Linked DNA regions of Mus musculus: region 2 is linked to region 1. The links are chromatin loops, found by intact Hi-C in ENCODE. Cell type or tissue: left cerebral cortex. All regions are shown on one strand.

Region 1 (8,000 bases):
AAACAGAGAATCCACAACAGAAGAATCTCAAATGGCCAAGAAGCACTTAACAAAATATTCAAAGTTCTTAGTCTTGAGAGAAATACAAATCAAAACAACCCTGAGATTTCACCTCACACCAATCAAATGACTAAGATCAAAAACTCAGGTGCCAACACATGCTGGTGAGGATGTGGGAAAAAAAGACTTACTGTTTTTAATGTCCTCATTATTACAACTTACATCCCCCATACTATCCGGGTTCAAGCCTCAAGGTCTTTCAAATGTAGCAGAAGACCTAGAAACAAAAGCTGTGGAATTATGTACAAATGAAATGCAGTCCCAAAGGAAGAACCATTCAATTGTCTGTATTATACTTAGCTCATCCTACACATCATTGTAAAAAAGGGGGTGGGACAAAAAGGGTGGGGCAAAGGGGGATGGGGCAGCTAACAACTTGTATGTCTTCTTCATGTCAGTGTCCCTTTTCCTATGGTATACTATTGAATATTAGTACCAGTCACTGATGAGGAGCTATTGTCAGGGATCCTAGTAAGTACCTCATCTAACATTTTCTGCAATGTTGCTAGCTTCCTTATTTAGAGAAAGAAGCCCAAGACTAAAGATTGCATAAATGGCTATAGTATTCACAGGACTGTTCAGCAGCTATTTCTAGTCTTCCACATCCAGGGATCATGTTAGACCTTGTGTTTGGGCGACCCATATTCCATTTTGGACAATGAGATGGAGGTGAACGATCTGGTGCCATTTTCAGGCTAAGTAGTTAATTGCAACTCCAAGGTTCCACAGACATTTTCCCCTTCTGCCATGGCTACTGGCCATATCTAAGATGGTAGCTGCCTTGTCAGCCCACTACCCTACCTGCACACATAGTATAAGAAGTGAACCTGTCTGAGGTAAACCTTTTCTGAAACCACGTTCCAAAGTAAAACACATCAACTCCTGATTGGTTTCTGCCAAATATTTGGTCATGGTGACACAAAGATAGCTAATACCCTAATGACATAGATTCACCTCACTTGTACCTCTTAAAATTTGTATCATCTCACAAAATTGTGTCAGAAAATGAGGGCCAATCAATCACTCAATGCGAGTCCTATGGGAACATTTCATATTAATACTAAAATACACTACAAATCTCCACCTTTAAAGAAATTCTATTCCTTCTCTAAGTTATTAAATAATTATTCACTTATATCTTACAATATGTTTTTATTCTAACATTTATAAATGCGTACGGACTTTGTTATAAAGCTACCGTTTATGTAACTGTAATAATTTACTTCTAATGTGTCACCAACACAGGACCAGCAAATGTGTCTTACAGAAACATTGAATACAGAAATAAAGTATTTAATTGTTCACAGCTGGCAAGGAAATGAATTCAAAACCCTGGAAATCAAGAGTTTTCATTTCCCCTTGTTAAATGAAATGCCATCTCTACAATTATTTCCCATTCGTTCCTATTCCTCTGGGTTTAAGTAGAACAGAAACAAAGATTTTTTTTTAAAGTATGTCTACTAAATGCTGTATTCTGAAGAGATCTTACTTTTCCTTTCTGAGTGACAGATTGCTAGGTGAGTGGCTTGAACAAAATTGGTAAAATGATCACAGGTTGATGGCAAATTGGAAAAGTATAAATTCTAGCCCAAGTTCACACACACACACACACTATATATATATATATATATATATATATATATATATATATATAAAATCAGACTCTAACTTTTTGCATTTCTGTGTTTCTGTGTCTTTGTATTTCAAAAGGGCATAATACTTAAAAGAAGTAAACCTTTAACAAGGAAGCCACAAACAGTTGTCACTGTTACTCTGCATATCTTATCCTCCTCTGACTAATACACGTGACTTCTGTATCATGCCAATGCAGATATTGCTTAAGTGCTAGCTTGGCACCATCAATTAGATTAACAAATATTTCACTTAATATTTGTCAAGTGATCCAGATCCCCATGCACATTCTCTCTCCTTTTCTCTCTATCCCTTTCTCCACCCTTCTTCTTTCTCTCTCTGCCTCACATTTTCCCTCTCCAGCATCAATACAAGAGATAGAAGGACAAAGTTTAGTAATAATTAAAGAAGTAAAGAAGTGAGAGATAAATGAAACAGGGTTACTGTAGTGGCTAGATTTATGTCAGCTTGACACAATGCCCAGGCATTTTGGAAGAGGGAATCTTAATTGAGAAAATATCTCCACCATATAGGTCTATGAACAAGCCTATGGTGCATTTTCCTGATTGATGATTGATGTGGGAGGGCCCAGCACACTGTGGGTGGTGCCACTCTTGGCGTGGTGGTCCTAGGCAGTCCTATCATCTCAAGAGACTTGTAGCACGGCATGGTGGCAATATGCCTATGATCCCAGCATTTGGAAGAGAGAAGCAGTTTAGGGTCTAGTCTGTACTACATAATACAAGTTAAAGTACAGCCTGGACTACCTAGTAAGTTCCAGGGAGTGAGGTTACTTAATAAGACTCTGTCAAAGAGATAAAGGAAGAATAAAAGCTAGGCAGTGTTGGTGAATGCCTTTAATCAAAGCACTTGGGAGACAGAGGCAGGTGGATTTCTGAGTTTGAGACCAGCCTGGTCTACAGAGTGAGTTCCAGGACAGCCAGGGCTATACAGAGAAACCCTGTCTCAAAAAGCCAAAAAGGAGGAGGAGGAGGAGGAGGGGGAGGAGGAGGGGGAGGAAGAGGGGGGGATGAGGAGGAGGAGGAGGAGGAGGAGGAGAGGGAAGGAAGGAAGGAAGGAAGGAAGGAAGGAAGGAAGGAAGGAAGGAAGGAAGGAAATCAAATCCTTGCATGGTGGCACACACCTTTAAATCCCAGCACTTGGTAGGCAAAGGCAGGCAGATCTATGAGGTCAAAGTCAGCCTGGTCTACATAGTGAGTTCCAGGCCAGCCAGAGCTACATAGTGAGACTCGGTCTCAGGAAAACAAAACAAATCTACATGCATACATACATACATACATACAAACACACACACAAACAAGTAAACAAGAGCTACAAACAAATGAACAAACAACCCCCCCCAGAGTTTTGTGAGCATATAATCTTCACAGTTTTCACCATTTGAATTTTAGTTAATGTAGAAATAGACACTCTCTTTTCTTCCATAGAGTCTGGGGGATAATTTTCTTGAGAATATATTTCATCCATTGATTAATTCTTTAGAAAATAACTTCTAGAAGTAGTAAAAACTGCTTAATCCAGGTGGACTCATTTTATTTTTTTATGGTGAGTTAAAAATTTATGTTCCAGAGTATAACTTTTCTATTGTATTTTTAAGACAGAGTTTCATGTGGCCCAGGTTTGGTTCCAACTTGGTATGGAGACTGAGGATCAACTTGAACTTCTGGCCTCTTGCTCCTCCCTCTCAAGAGCTAGAATTTGCGGTATGGGCTCTAACTGAATAATGTTCCCAGCCTTGAAATATATCTTTCCCCAACAAGCTCCCATTATGTTTGTGATGGCTGTATGGATGTAAAGGTGCTACTTCTTAATGAGGTTTGATGGATTTTACTCATTTAGCGCAGCCAAGAAAAGTGGGGAAAGGAGCAAAGAATATCAGGTTGGTGTCCTCTGACAATCACTTTGTTAAAGGAGAGTGATGGCAGATGCTACCATTGTGTGCTTTATCTTTCAGAAAAGGTGTACTCCTTAACTCACCTCATGCCAAGGCATCTTTTAATAAGAAGGCCGCAGGAAATGACACTCCAAGAAGAAACAAGATGACTGTTAGACTCCTATTCTTTTATTTCTATACAAGCCATGAGATTTCCTGTCTTGCTCCATCTTACACATCTTCCAGTTTTAGAAATCTGATAGGTCTCCTACTCATGATGCAAAGAAAAAAATCAGTTGTTCCCTTTCCCTCACTCCATTGGCTTGATATATTTGCCATGCTTTGCTAGACCCTTCTGACGGAAAAAAAAAATCTGCTTCTACTTCTACCCACAACGTGTTGGACAGATTGTTCTTAGGTCTAGGTAGCTACTTCCTCAGTTTAATTACACTAGTCCACTCCTACACAAGCCAGTCTTTCCTGAGTCTTGTGATTCCCCACCCTCGGCTTAGTCATGCAATTACAATCACATTAAATCGCCTCCACCTGAGTGGCTTCCTATGCGCATAAATGCACACACATTTCAGCAATGAGCAGAAGCAATTATTTCATAACGAAGCATTTCTTAATAGCCAAGGTACAAATCAATGTTTCTAGATGGTATACCATGACTCTGTCATGTTGTTATGCTAAATACTGGCTCCCAAGGCCTGGTTTCCCCAGGAGATGAGGGAATCTGCACTTACACAAGTGATGCTCCATAACCTTGTCCCCCCCATCCACCCTGGCCCCCAAGTTATCCCTGAATAGTGAATAAAGATGCCTACAGCCTATGACTGGGTAGAAGAGAGGGTAGGTAAGGTTTGAGTTCCCTTGCCTGGGGCTCTGAGAAGAGACCAAGAAAGTTGGTAGGTAGAGGGAGGGAAGATGCCATGAGTTAAGTAAATCATGAAAACATGGCCATGAGGGCTGGCCAATTGAAGTTAAGACCAGCCCAGATGGAACATGGCAAGTTATAACTCAGGGTTATTAAAAAGGAAGTAGACATAATAGCTTAGAGGGTAAATATGTGTCCATTTCTGGTGTAGTAAAGTCTTACAAATATAAAGGTTCTGCGCCTTTTATCTGGGAACTGGATAATCAAAAGCAGGGTAGGAACCCCAATTGAGATTAAATATTTCATACAATAGTTCTGTTCTGGACTCTGCTCCTGGACCTCTTGGTCCATTTGCCCTCTTTCCTTCTCTCTGACTCTAACCTTCATCTCTCGCTTTAACCACTCTCTCTTTCTCTCCTTTTATGTCCCTGTTCAGTGTGAATCATTGCCCAGATGTCTCCGGTTGTGTTCTCCCTCACTGTTACATTAAGACTTTGTTCTTGACCATAAAAAAATATGTATGCAGAGGACCTGCAGGTTAGAAAAAGAAAAAAAAAGAATATGTAAATAAGAAATAAGATAGCATCCATTTTAATAGAGATATTCCAAATAGTATAAACAAAATGCCCAGAAAAGAAGGCAAGTTGCCCCTGTGCACAAGGCCAGATGACTGAACTTCAAGATTACAGAGGGCTAAAATGCTGCAAATCAGAACCAAATTATCATGGACTATTTTTAGTCCCATTAAAGATAATTAATCATGTAACTAACCTAACACCCTTATAACTATCTAAACCAGTGTTTCTCAACCTATGGGTCACAACCCTTCTAAGAGGATGTTACATATCAAGATATCCTGCATATAAGATATTTACATTATGATTCATAACTAGCAAAATTACAGTTATGAAGTGGCAACAAAGTAATTTTTATGACTGTGGGTCACCACAACATGAGGAACTAAAGGGTTACAACATTTCAAAAGTTGAGAACCACTGACATTTAAAATGTAATTCTCAGTAGACCATTAGTTTCCACCCACCCAAAAGCAAAGAATGTCATCCGATAGCCTCTGGCACCCTCTGCAGTTTTCCACCTTTTCTAGAGCTTATCTACCTGTGATCCCCACCAATATATTGGGCAAATGCCTTGACCAATAGCTCTTTTTTCCAGAAATGATAAAGTTCCATATAACCATTCCTACAGTGCAACGTCTTCCAGGACAACCAGAATCACTGTTCCTGGGCCTTGGTCAGTAATATCTGGCTAAAAAAGAAACTGTCTGTGGTGAAGGATATGTTTGCATTTACACAAGAATATTAAAATAGGAGACTGAGTAGATAGAACAATAGCCAAGGTTGTTCTCTAGTTTACACACACACACACACACACACACGAGAAAATGTTAAAATAACAAGGAACCAAGGTGCGTATGACCTTTGATTTTAGCTTTACTTCTTCCCCAGGTATAAATGTTCTGAGAATATCACAAACAAGAATGCTTTTCTTGTTTTCTGTCAGGCACATACGCCTCTTAACTCCCTTGTGACTTAATATTGTTATTAAAATTACACTGCACTCTCCCTGTGGCTCTCCAGAACTCTCAGAGTACCTGTTGAATTCAGATGAGATAGAGCATAAAGTAGAAGACAGGCAGATCTTGTTACAGGCTAACATGAGCCACTTTGAAGAATGGACAGTGACCAAATGGGCACTGTGGAGGAAAACACTCACAGCGTGAGAGTAGAAATAGACAAGGAGATCTAAACCTGTGGGCCTGAGTGTTTAGGGAACCTTTATATTATTTTCTTTCCTGTCCAGGTGATGGACCAAATGGATTAACCTTAAAAGAAGAGGAAAGCACTTTGTGTTCTTTACCAGAAAGCCCTCTAGGCAGTAATCTTGAACTCTTTTTGATACTTCAGAAATTCATATCTCTCCCTGGGGCAGAGGTGAGACACGCATTCCAATCTCATGTAACACTATAGATTAAAACATTAAGAAGAAAAAACAGCAAATATATTGTGGTGGTGTGACTAAGAGTGGTCCCCTTGGGCGTATATATTTGAATGATTGGTCATCAGGGAGAGGTAGTACTTGTGAGGGGTTAGGAGATATGGCCCTGTAGGTGTGGCCTTATTGAAGGAAATGTGATATTTGAGGTGGGCTTTTGAGGTTTCAAAAGCCCAAACCAGGCCCAGTGTCTCTCTTTTCCTGTTGCTTTTGGATACAGATGAAAAACTGTCAGCTCCTTCTCCAGCACCATATCTGCCTGCATGCTGCCATGCTACCCACCATGATGATAATGGACTCAATCTATGAAACTGTAAGCCAGCCCCAATGAAATGTTTTCCTTTATAAGAGTTGCCATGGTAATGGTGTCCCTTCACAGCAATAGAACACTCAGGCATAAATCTCATATATCTATAAAAATAATCATAGTTTACCTCTGCTATTTCACCCCTTTAATATAGTATTTTAAATCATTATATACTTTCCTTTTGTATTATTTCATTCTGTTTCTTCTTCATAGCAATATAGAATGTGTGTTTTATCTACATTTAACAAGTATAAAACCTGAAGCAGTAAATACACACATGTGAAGGTGAAGCAGTGGGTGGATTCTGTGTTATGTATGCCTGAATGTATGATAGAGGTGCACATGCACACACAAATATATGTTTTATATATATATATATATATATATATATATATATATATATATATATATATATATATATATATATAACTGGGGTGCATATATACATAAACACACACACACACATGCATACACACACACACTTACATACCTACCTGTAGGGATTGTTGGGATCTTGATGGATACACGGAGGAGTTGTGTTCTGGAACCCTTAGCTCTCTGATTAGGAAGGGCAGAGTTTTGCTTGACAGACCTCAAAGTGGGGCCCTGGTTTATTTTTCAGAGAGTCTAGAAACTGAGAAGGCAGATTTTAATAAGTATGATTTTATCTTCTCTTGCAACTCCATGGTTAAGGTGGAGGAGGAAAAAGATGTCATTCTTATTCCCATTCATACCCCAGTGATTAATTCCAAGAATCTAATGGTTAAAGATGAAGCTCTGGGAATTGAGCCATTTCTTTCCTATCACATCAGGCACCAATGGCAGAGAAGATGTTCTGGCAGGGAGAGAATTCCTATAATGGGGCTCTCTAGTGTATGTTGGGGCTCTCTAGTGTATGTTGGTAAATGAGTGTCAAAACCCCTGAAAAGGCACCAAGCACCAATAAGGTATGGCTGAATCAGAAGATCACCAATAACAATGCCTTGCAGGGCCGTGGGTGTTAGGGGAAGTGGGGAGTGGGAGAGAATTCTCATCCTGCCAGAGTTCCGGTGCTCTGGGCGGGCAGACAGGAGAGGACTGCCAGACACTTTCCACGAGGCCCCACGGTGGGCATCTGGCTGTGTTAGGCCACTGACCACACACGGCGGGTGTTGGACAAGGGGCAGTCCCAGGTACCAGGTTCTCAGCCTCCGGCATCCCATGCTAGATACTTCGGA
Region 2 (8,000 bases), 330 kb before region 1:
GTGGTATCTTCATTGTTGATTTTGAAACCTGGCCCCTCACCTGCCTGAAATCTGCCAGGAAAAAAAAAAAAAAAAGGTTAAAAGCCACATTCCCACTGTATCAGAGAGCACTCCTAAACAGGGTAGTGTTCGGGAACCTCGCCCTACACAGTCAGATAAGCCGTCTACGTGGATCCAATTCAGACCTTAACAAGTAAACTCCAGTGCAAATTTTCTATTGGCTCCCAGTGATGTCACTTGCTGCGGCTGGGAGGCTGGGAGAACTGGTTTTCTTAGTGTGGGGAACCTTTGTTCTCTGCAACACCCACCTGGAACCCTGGGGCCTCACTGTGAAGCCAGGGCCCCCAAGGTATCTGGATACAGCACACTGCTTTGCTCCAGCACACCTAGAGTGCCTAAGAAATGGAAGTGCAGAGCAAGGGTTAGGTGAATTCACGGTACAGGAATGACTCTCACCTGGGCTCCATGAAACTCAGTCCCTAAGCCAAGCCAGGCTTTGTGGAGCTTTAAGTCACTCACTTGATATTAGTTCTCCCCCTGGGATGGATGGAGTTCTTAAAAGGCCCAGAGTGGTTCCAGGCCTTCTGGATTGGTTCCTGGGTTCATTAAATCACCTCACCCTTTAACCACTTTAGACTCTTTACACCTCGGGCACATTTAAAATAATATGCAAACCTTAATGAGGCAAGGGTAGAAGAATAGAAGGCCTATTACTATACAAAGTTGATTTCTGCCTCCTCCTAAACTGCCACAATTAACACTGTTCCCAAAAGGTCAACTTGATTATTTGCTTTGTCCCTTTCTGAAAGAAGCACTTGTGTCTGGCTTGTCTTTAAATATCTGCAGGTCATCTAAGAGGAAGTCCGTGGTGGTGGTACTTTTGTAGGACCTGGCCATTTGTTTACATCCAAGCTCTTTAACCCTCTACAGCTGCAGGTGGAGAATCCGTGGTTCTTCATGCTCTGCCTGGACTTCACGCTCCATTTAGCTCAGCAGTGACCCAGGTGAGCCTCTGGCCACAATGACAGCGCCATTGCCCCTCCACTACTAATAATGTGGCGGCTGTAGTTGAACTTGCTGTTAAGTCCAACAGTTCTCTTGGGTAGTTAGACTAACTGTAGCCCTTAGAGGTGGAAGAGTCGGGCATGACTGTGAGGGTGTGGGAGAAGGAGCCCAAAGCTAGTTGCCAATACACTGAGCTGACAACATGGCCTGGCCGCCCCGCTCAAAAGCTGGGTGAGCTTATTTACAGAGCTCGTCACCGCCTCAAAGCTTCACTTTGTTCACCTCTACTATCAAGGAAGAAAAAACATTCCTGAGGCTTTTCTTAAAGGAGGGCTAAACCTGAGGTGCGCTGAGAAGTGACAGTGACTGACTTGTGGGGTGGGGAGAAGCCCTTTGCAGTGCTTGCCAATTTTCTCAGCGCACGTGCCCCCTCGTGAGAGGACAGTCTCTTTCTTGCCCAAGCTCGGCTTTTGCTGCCTTCCTTGGCTCCCATACCTGGCTTTCAGCACTTCTGTGATTGCGACTCTCTGAACACTTTTCAGTCTTTTCCATAATCCCTACGGATAAAATGAATACCTTTGTAGGTCTTTTTTTTTTTTTTTCATCTCTCTCCACCTTCGCACTTCCTCCTTCTCAAGCTCACAGCAAAATTACTAGATTTGGAATGTATGCTTATGGAATAAATGAAGGGGTGACTGGAAGCTGACATTAGCAACAGTGAGGCAGGGCCTCCAGTGCCGACCTCTTAAAGCAGAAGAACACGAAATCATTTCTTTTGGGGAGGGTAGGGGGCTACTGCAGCCCTTCCTGCAAGGCATCCTGGGATCTGCAGGGAAAAGCAAGACTGTCTGGCGGAAGCAGCCCTCCCCACAGAGACCAGCTATGCGTTTGTTAGCATTTTTCTGCAGGAAGGGAGAAGTGGATGTCGGAATGCAAAGAGACATGGACGGTGCTGCAGGCATCTTTGTTTCTGTAAAGCTCCTACCTGGATCTGGCCTTTAGACAAGTTGCTTACTTCCTTACTTTTCTCATTTATCTAATGTGACAAAACCTGTGCTCAGCTTACTTCTAAGACATAGGGAAAAGAAACAATAGGTGTTCGAGCAGGCTTTTTAGTCCTGCCACAGAATACGTGGCCACCAGTTGTTCCCACGTGCTGCTAAGAAGGGGCAGGGCCACTGGGACAGTTCACATTCATTCTCACGGGAAGTGAAAGTGAGTCGCGTTGCTCTGTGTCTGTCATGTGACAGCTGTAGGGCACAATCAACTCACTGAGTTTCTGCTTCCTGCTGCTAGGGTGACACGCCAGGCCTGGTGGCTTATACCTCTAAATTCTCCCAATTGGGAGGCTGAATGTTGCCTGGATTATACATGGACACCCTGTCGAATACAGCAAAACAACAAAACAGGGGTGATAGTAGGTTTTATTTAGTAACCACTTCCAATGTGACTAGTCCTGCTCTGGCAGTGCCCCTCCCCCTGCAACCCCAGAATTTCAAAATGGCAGCCGCAGCTTCATTTTTGTGTGTGTGTCGAACGGTACCTAAGCTTCTTTGCAGCTTTGCTGTGTACCAAAAATACAGCTTTTGGAAGTTGTTTTGTAAATTATCTTTTCAATTTTTTATTTGTCTTTATTACTTGACCTACATTATTGTTCTTGAGAGTATCTCTTTATGTAGCCCAAGCTATCCTTGGACACATAATACTCCTAACTGCCTCAGTGTCATAAATGCTAAACATACAGGCATACAGCACTGTGCCCAGTGAGGGTTGTATACTTTCATTCTCTTGAACACATTTTGGGTAAATTCTCAATACACACTTATATTCTTTACTCCATATCTTTACATTTTCTTACCATTTTTTTTTTTTTCGGAGCAGAAGCAATTGGTTTCAAAATTGAACTTGTCAATGCTTTCTTTTATGGGGTATGACTTCAGTGGCACATTTAAGAAATACTCGCTAGCAAGATGGCGTGTTATATGCCTGTAATCCCAGTATTTGGGGGGGGGGCTGTCAGGGAGATCAGCAGTTCCAGGCTAATCTTGACTAAATAGAGCAACCCTGTGTCAAAAACAAGAACATTATTCTAATTCTTCCCACGAAAAACAGAATCATTTTCTCTTCTGTTCATTTCTACAACTTTTGTGATTTTATGTTTATGTCTGCAATGAATTTCTACATTTCCTTTATTCTTAAAAATGCTATATATGTGTATAGTGAAATATCACATTTAGGCCCATTTCCCCCTCCAAATTCCCCCTTATTCTCCTCAATTGATCTTCCTACTTCCATAATTTTTAAAATAACTTTCCAAGATCAGTTAGTGATGCCCACATGTATGGGTCTGGGTCATCCACTACAGTATGGGAAAGCTTCATGTGGCCACATCCTTAAAATGAATGAATCTCCCTCCTCCAGCAGCTATCCACTGCCACTAAGAAGTAGGGCCTAGAGCTCATGGACCCTATCTACAGTAGAATGTTGTCTGGCCTGCTCTTGTGCAGGCCCCATGCAGGTAAGCACAGCTGCTGTGAGCTCATGAATGACTCACCCTGTCACTCCCGGAGGGAAGTGTTTTGAGGCACTCCTCCCTGCCCTCTGGCTCTTACATTCTTTCTGCCTCCTCTTCCTTGTTGTTCTATGCTGGAGTTTATTCCTTATATGGTATGAGCTGTGAATTTAACATGAATTTTACATATATTGAATTTCCTGAAAAATATTAAGCTAATACATAGTATCAGTTTTTTTTTAAAGAATATCAACATAGTGTCAGCTCAATGTTATACCAAACCTAGAGCCTAAGCTTGAGCTCTAAGCCACTGTGTGGCGGCACACTTAGGAAACCATTCCTGGGCAGAATGAGCACATCTACCCAGACGTCTGGCTCCAGATTTCTACTCATGACATTAATACTCATGACATATGGCTGCTTGGGAAACATTTGGGAAGTTGAAAGTAGGGTTATGCACCCCTGGACTAAAGAACAATGCGGAAATGGAACTATGTGGAGGAATTAGGAGGAAGGAACTCTAAACCCGCCTGGCTGAAGTGTTGCTTACTTGGAGGAAGTAGAAATGCTGGCAGATAGGACTGGGTGCAACCAGTAGCACCAGAAGTTCTTCTTTGTCATGCTTCTGGGGGCAAGAAGGGCTGGCAAGTTCAGAAGCAGGGAGTGGCCTAGGCACAGGTCATGGATGTAGCGCTAGGGGGCAGTGTAGAGCAGAACTAGTTAGAGCAAAGGCTCTTTGGAGTCAGTTATTAAAAAGCCTTTCAGGAGTCGAGGTTGGCAGGAAAATGACATGAAAATGACCTTGGCCACTCTCCGAATTATAGCGGGTCAGGGAGGAAAGAACATTTATCATGGATACTGCTGGCTTGCATTTGTGTTTGGGAGGACATTAAGCCTGTCTCTGGTATCACAGATGATGTACAGGCTATGTCTTTTACACAGCAATGGCAGTTCCAATCTCCAGGAAGTAAAAAGTCTTTGGGAAGAAAACAAACAAAAGAAAAACATACAAACAAACCAACAAAACAAAATAAAACAAAACCCACAAAAAAACAGAACAAAACAAAACAATACATGCATACAAACACATCATACACAACACCAATTAAAGTTCCTTAGAAGAACAGATGTTAGTGGCCATAAACTCAGCCATTTCTCAATTTGGTTTTCCCCCCAAATATCCCCTTTTGATTTTCAGAGAAATAGTCAGCTCTCTGCCTCTGTTCCTTACATATAATTATGTCACATAATAACAATAACAATGGAAAATGCTGGTGCAAACACACAGTGAAATTAAGAGAAACAAAATCAGAGAGAAAATAAACTTTGCAAACAGCTCCAAGATATGTCTCTCAAACCAGATAGGAGACAGGGGTGAAGAACATCACAAACACAGCTGCCAGGTTCAAATCCCAGCTCCTATTTGCCAGTATGTCCATGATTTGGGGCATGTAGGTAGCAAAGCTTCCTACATTAAGCATGCATAATCTCAATCATCATGCCATCTGCTTCTGAGGGGAAGACGAGATATTTTGATTAGCCTCTAGCAGACAGTGAGCAGAGTAGAAATATAGTCATTATCCTATCCTCCAGGTTTACTACATTGACCTTGAACAATGGTTACATTCAGCAGTATCTCTATATCAAACTATCACATTACTATCGTGTGTGTGTGTGTGTGTGTGTGTGTGTGTGTGTGTACATATATATACATATATATATATTTTCCCCAAGATGGATGGAATATACCATGAATGCCAGGTTGGGTCCAAACCTTATGACTGCCCTAAAAGCCTAGAAAGTAGAGCTCAATCAAAGTCTTTCCACGCTGCCGCAAAGACTCTGGCCAAATATGAGAAACCTGAGGCCACCCAAAGGGAGCAGCAGCCCCATGCCTGCACCTGTGTTTAAAAGAAGCCCTCTAAATGAATGAGTCTGCTCGTCATCATTCAGGGGCCAGGTCCTGCAAGCCCAGTTCAGTTGGGTGCTTTGTTTTCAAAAAGCATCATTGATTGTGGGCCAATGTTGCTGTTCCCAAAAGACACAAACCAATGTAAAGTCTTTGACCTACCATTGAGGAGACCCAGCCCACCAGGAGGGGCAAAACAAATCGATACAAATGACAACAACCAGGACCGGTTATCACCTCCGAAGACTTTCCACAGTCTTGGCGTGGGAGGCCTGCTCGATGGTTCTCAGTGCTCATTGAAAACACACAAAATGGAGTGTATTTTTTTTTATGTTATTAAATGGCAATCAAATGGCCTATAAGAGATCATAAGGAAAGGAAGCAAGTTGTCCTGTTGGCACATTGCCTGCCACATAGTGGGCTCTTGGGAACGCTTGGCGACATGAACCCAATCAGCAGCAGAGCAAGGCTAAGGACTTGGAGCTCACGGGCTTCCGTTCATCCTCCATGTTGTCCAACAGTACAAAGCAGGGAAGCAGAAGGAACCCGGAAGTATGGATCAGAGCTTGGGAGAGGAGATGGTATCTCTTCCCCCGGGGGTCTCCCTTTTTTTTCCAGTTCCCCACCCCACCACCACCACCACATGTATCCCTCCCTTCCAGCACCTTTCTTTAGCACTCCATTGGCACTCACTTGGGGGAGGCCTAGAAGAAGTCTGTGGAAACTTCCTTCTACACAAACGTCTAGCTGAGAGGGCTGCCTGAGATATGAGGAAACCAAGCAAACCGCAGCTGCTCGCCTGCAGGGGCACAAACACAGAGGCCTTTAGCTGAGCCTGGGGCCTATTTCTGGCCTCACTGTTTGTCCTCTTACAAAGCATTTACCGCGCGCCTGCCTCACTTCCTTGCCCCAAAGGTGAGGTGCTGGCTGCCTAGTGACAGTCTTCCATCCTGGCTTTCTGGGGCATGGGACAAGAATGAGTTCGCAGAAACAAATGAATGTAAAAGGAACAAAACCAAGCACTTGGATGACTGTGCTCTTGTGAGAAGGTGCAGCCTGGCCACCCCGTTCCCCTAAGTTAAGAGTACCCTCACAGAATATTCAAACACATCCATACACAGCTTCCCCACCTCCACGAAAAATAGAAAGCAGGTCTCCAAAATGTAATGTTCTGCTCCATTTTACAGGAAGTTAGCTATAGAGTAGCTGCTGAAGTTAGGAGGGTCTTAATGAGGTCTCGATGGCTGAATAGTGGGTATCAAAGGTACATACTAGAACGGAGTCTGATGCACGGTGGCCCAAGGATTCATTTACTTTAGGATTGTTTCGGAGCCACAGGTACCACAAGAACTGTCTGCCTGCCCTTTAAGAGCACAAGTTCCTTTACTTGCAAATAAGCAGGAAGTCCCCCTCCTTGGGTAGGGCCTCTGGGCGGTGCCTTTCACTTCCTTCCAAAGGTGTTTTCATCCTAAACCCCAAGCACCAGGGTCACCTTCTGTTACTTTCACAGGCCTACCCAACTGCCTTGGGCTGGGCTTCATGGAAAGTGTCTTGATCAAGAAAAATAAAGACTAATTTTTAAATGCAAGAAAGGTGAAGGTAAATGTAAAAATAATATTTTACATCAATATAAAAGTAATACTGTGTATTTCTGGTACAAATGGTAAGTTCTATAAATAGAATCTCCACTCCCTTTTCCCAGGATCAAACTATTAGTAGTTCTTGAAATTCTCTTGTAGAGAGCTGGTGAGCGGTGTTTAGTGAGCCCTGGCTGCCTGAGTTTGGAACCCCAAGACCTGTCAACATGGTGGAAGTGGAGAACTGACACCTGGAAGTAGTTGTCCTCTTGCCTTCATATGCTCAACACATACACGTGTGCGCACACACACACACACACACACACACAAGCACATACCTGTATCCATGTGTGCCTTCTGTGTCAGTGTTTGTGTGAGCTCTTGGTATGTGTGCGTGCGTGCGTGTGCGTGTGTGCGTGCGTGTGCATGTGTGCGTGTGCGTGTGCGTGTGCGTGTGCGTGTGCGTGTGCGTGTGTGTGTGTGAAACATAGTTGCAGTAGTAATCATCACCATAGGAACTCCTACATATATGGAAGCTAGAGGTTGATGGTTGGGTCACTTCCTCAGTTGCTGTCTATCCCCACAGGCAGTCTCTCTCTGAACCTGGAGCTTCCTTACTGGCTAGACTGGCTGTCCAGCAAGCTTCCTGTCTCTACCCACCCCCCACCCCCAGTAGTCATCAGGACAATTCAAAAACCCTGGCTCCCACCAATTTTCCAAATCCGTTCTGGTTCTTCTTAGCTAGGATTTCCCAAAATACTGAGCCTGTATAGAGGGGGGAATTTCAAGTTGAGGCTCTCCAGCTAAAACCAATGTTGCAGAATGGGATGCCAGGTTCAAGGAAGACCCCTTGAATGTGTAAACACTGCAGGTGGGAACAAAAGAAAAACTAAGGAAAAGTATCTCCCAACCTCCTCCCTTCCCTCCTTTGTATTGCTTCAGTAAATGGAATGAATCCAGGGCCTTGTGATGTGCTGCTATGCTGGAAAGCACTCTA

The links. Peaks named below come from ENCODE experiments on the same cell type or tissue, not always from the same donor. Only the 100,000 strongest peaks of a DNase experiment are listed, where the experiment ranks them.
Region 2: a loop joins it to region 1, with 2.6 times the contacts of the local background. A loop is called at or near these places in 2 of 42 quality-filtered maps.

The regions. Positions count from the first base shown.
Region 1 is chrX:166,897,025-166,905,024 of GRCm38, reverse strand. No RefSeq gene overlaps it. Among named protein-coding and RNA genes, the nearest start is that of Gm30354, 16 kb to the right of the region's middle. In left cerebral cortex, no CTCF peak of the experiment used is centred here; a DNase peak (open chromatin) is centred at 4,043.
Region 2 is chrX:167,225,570-167,233,569 of GRCm38, reverse strand. No RefSeq gene overlaps it. Among named protein-coding and RNA genes, the nearest start is that of Tmsb4x, 20 kb to the right of the region's middle. In left cerebral cortex, a CTCF peak has its summit at 4,202; DNase peaks (open chromatin) are centred at 1,724, 2,223, 4,173, 6,209 and 1 more place.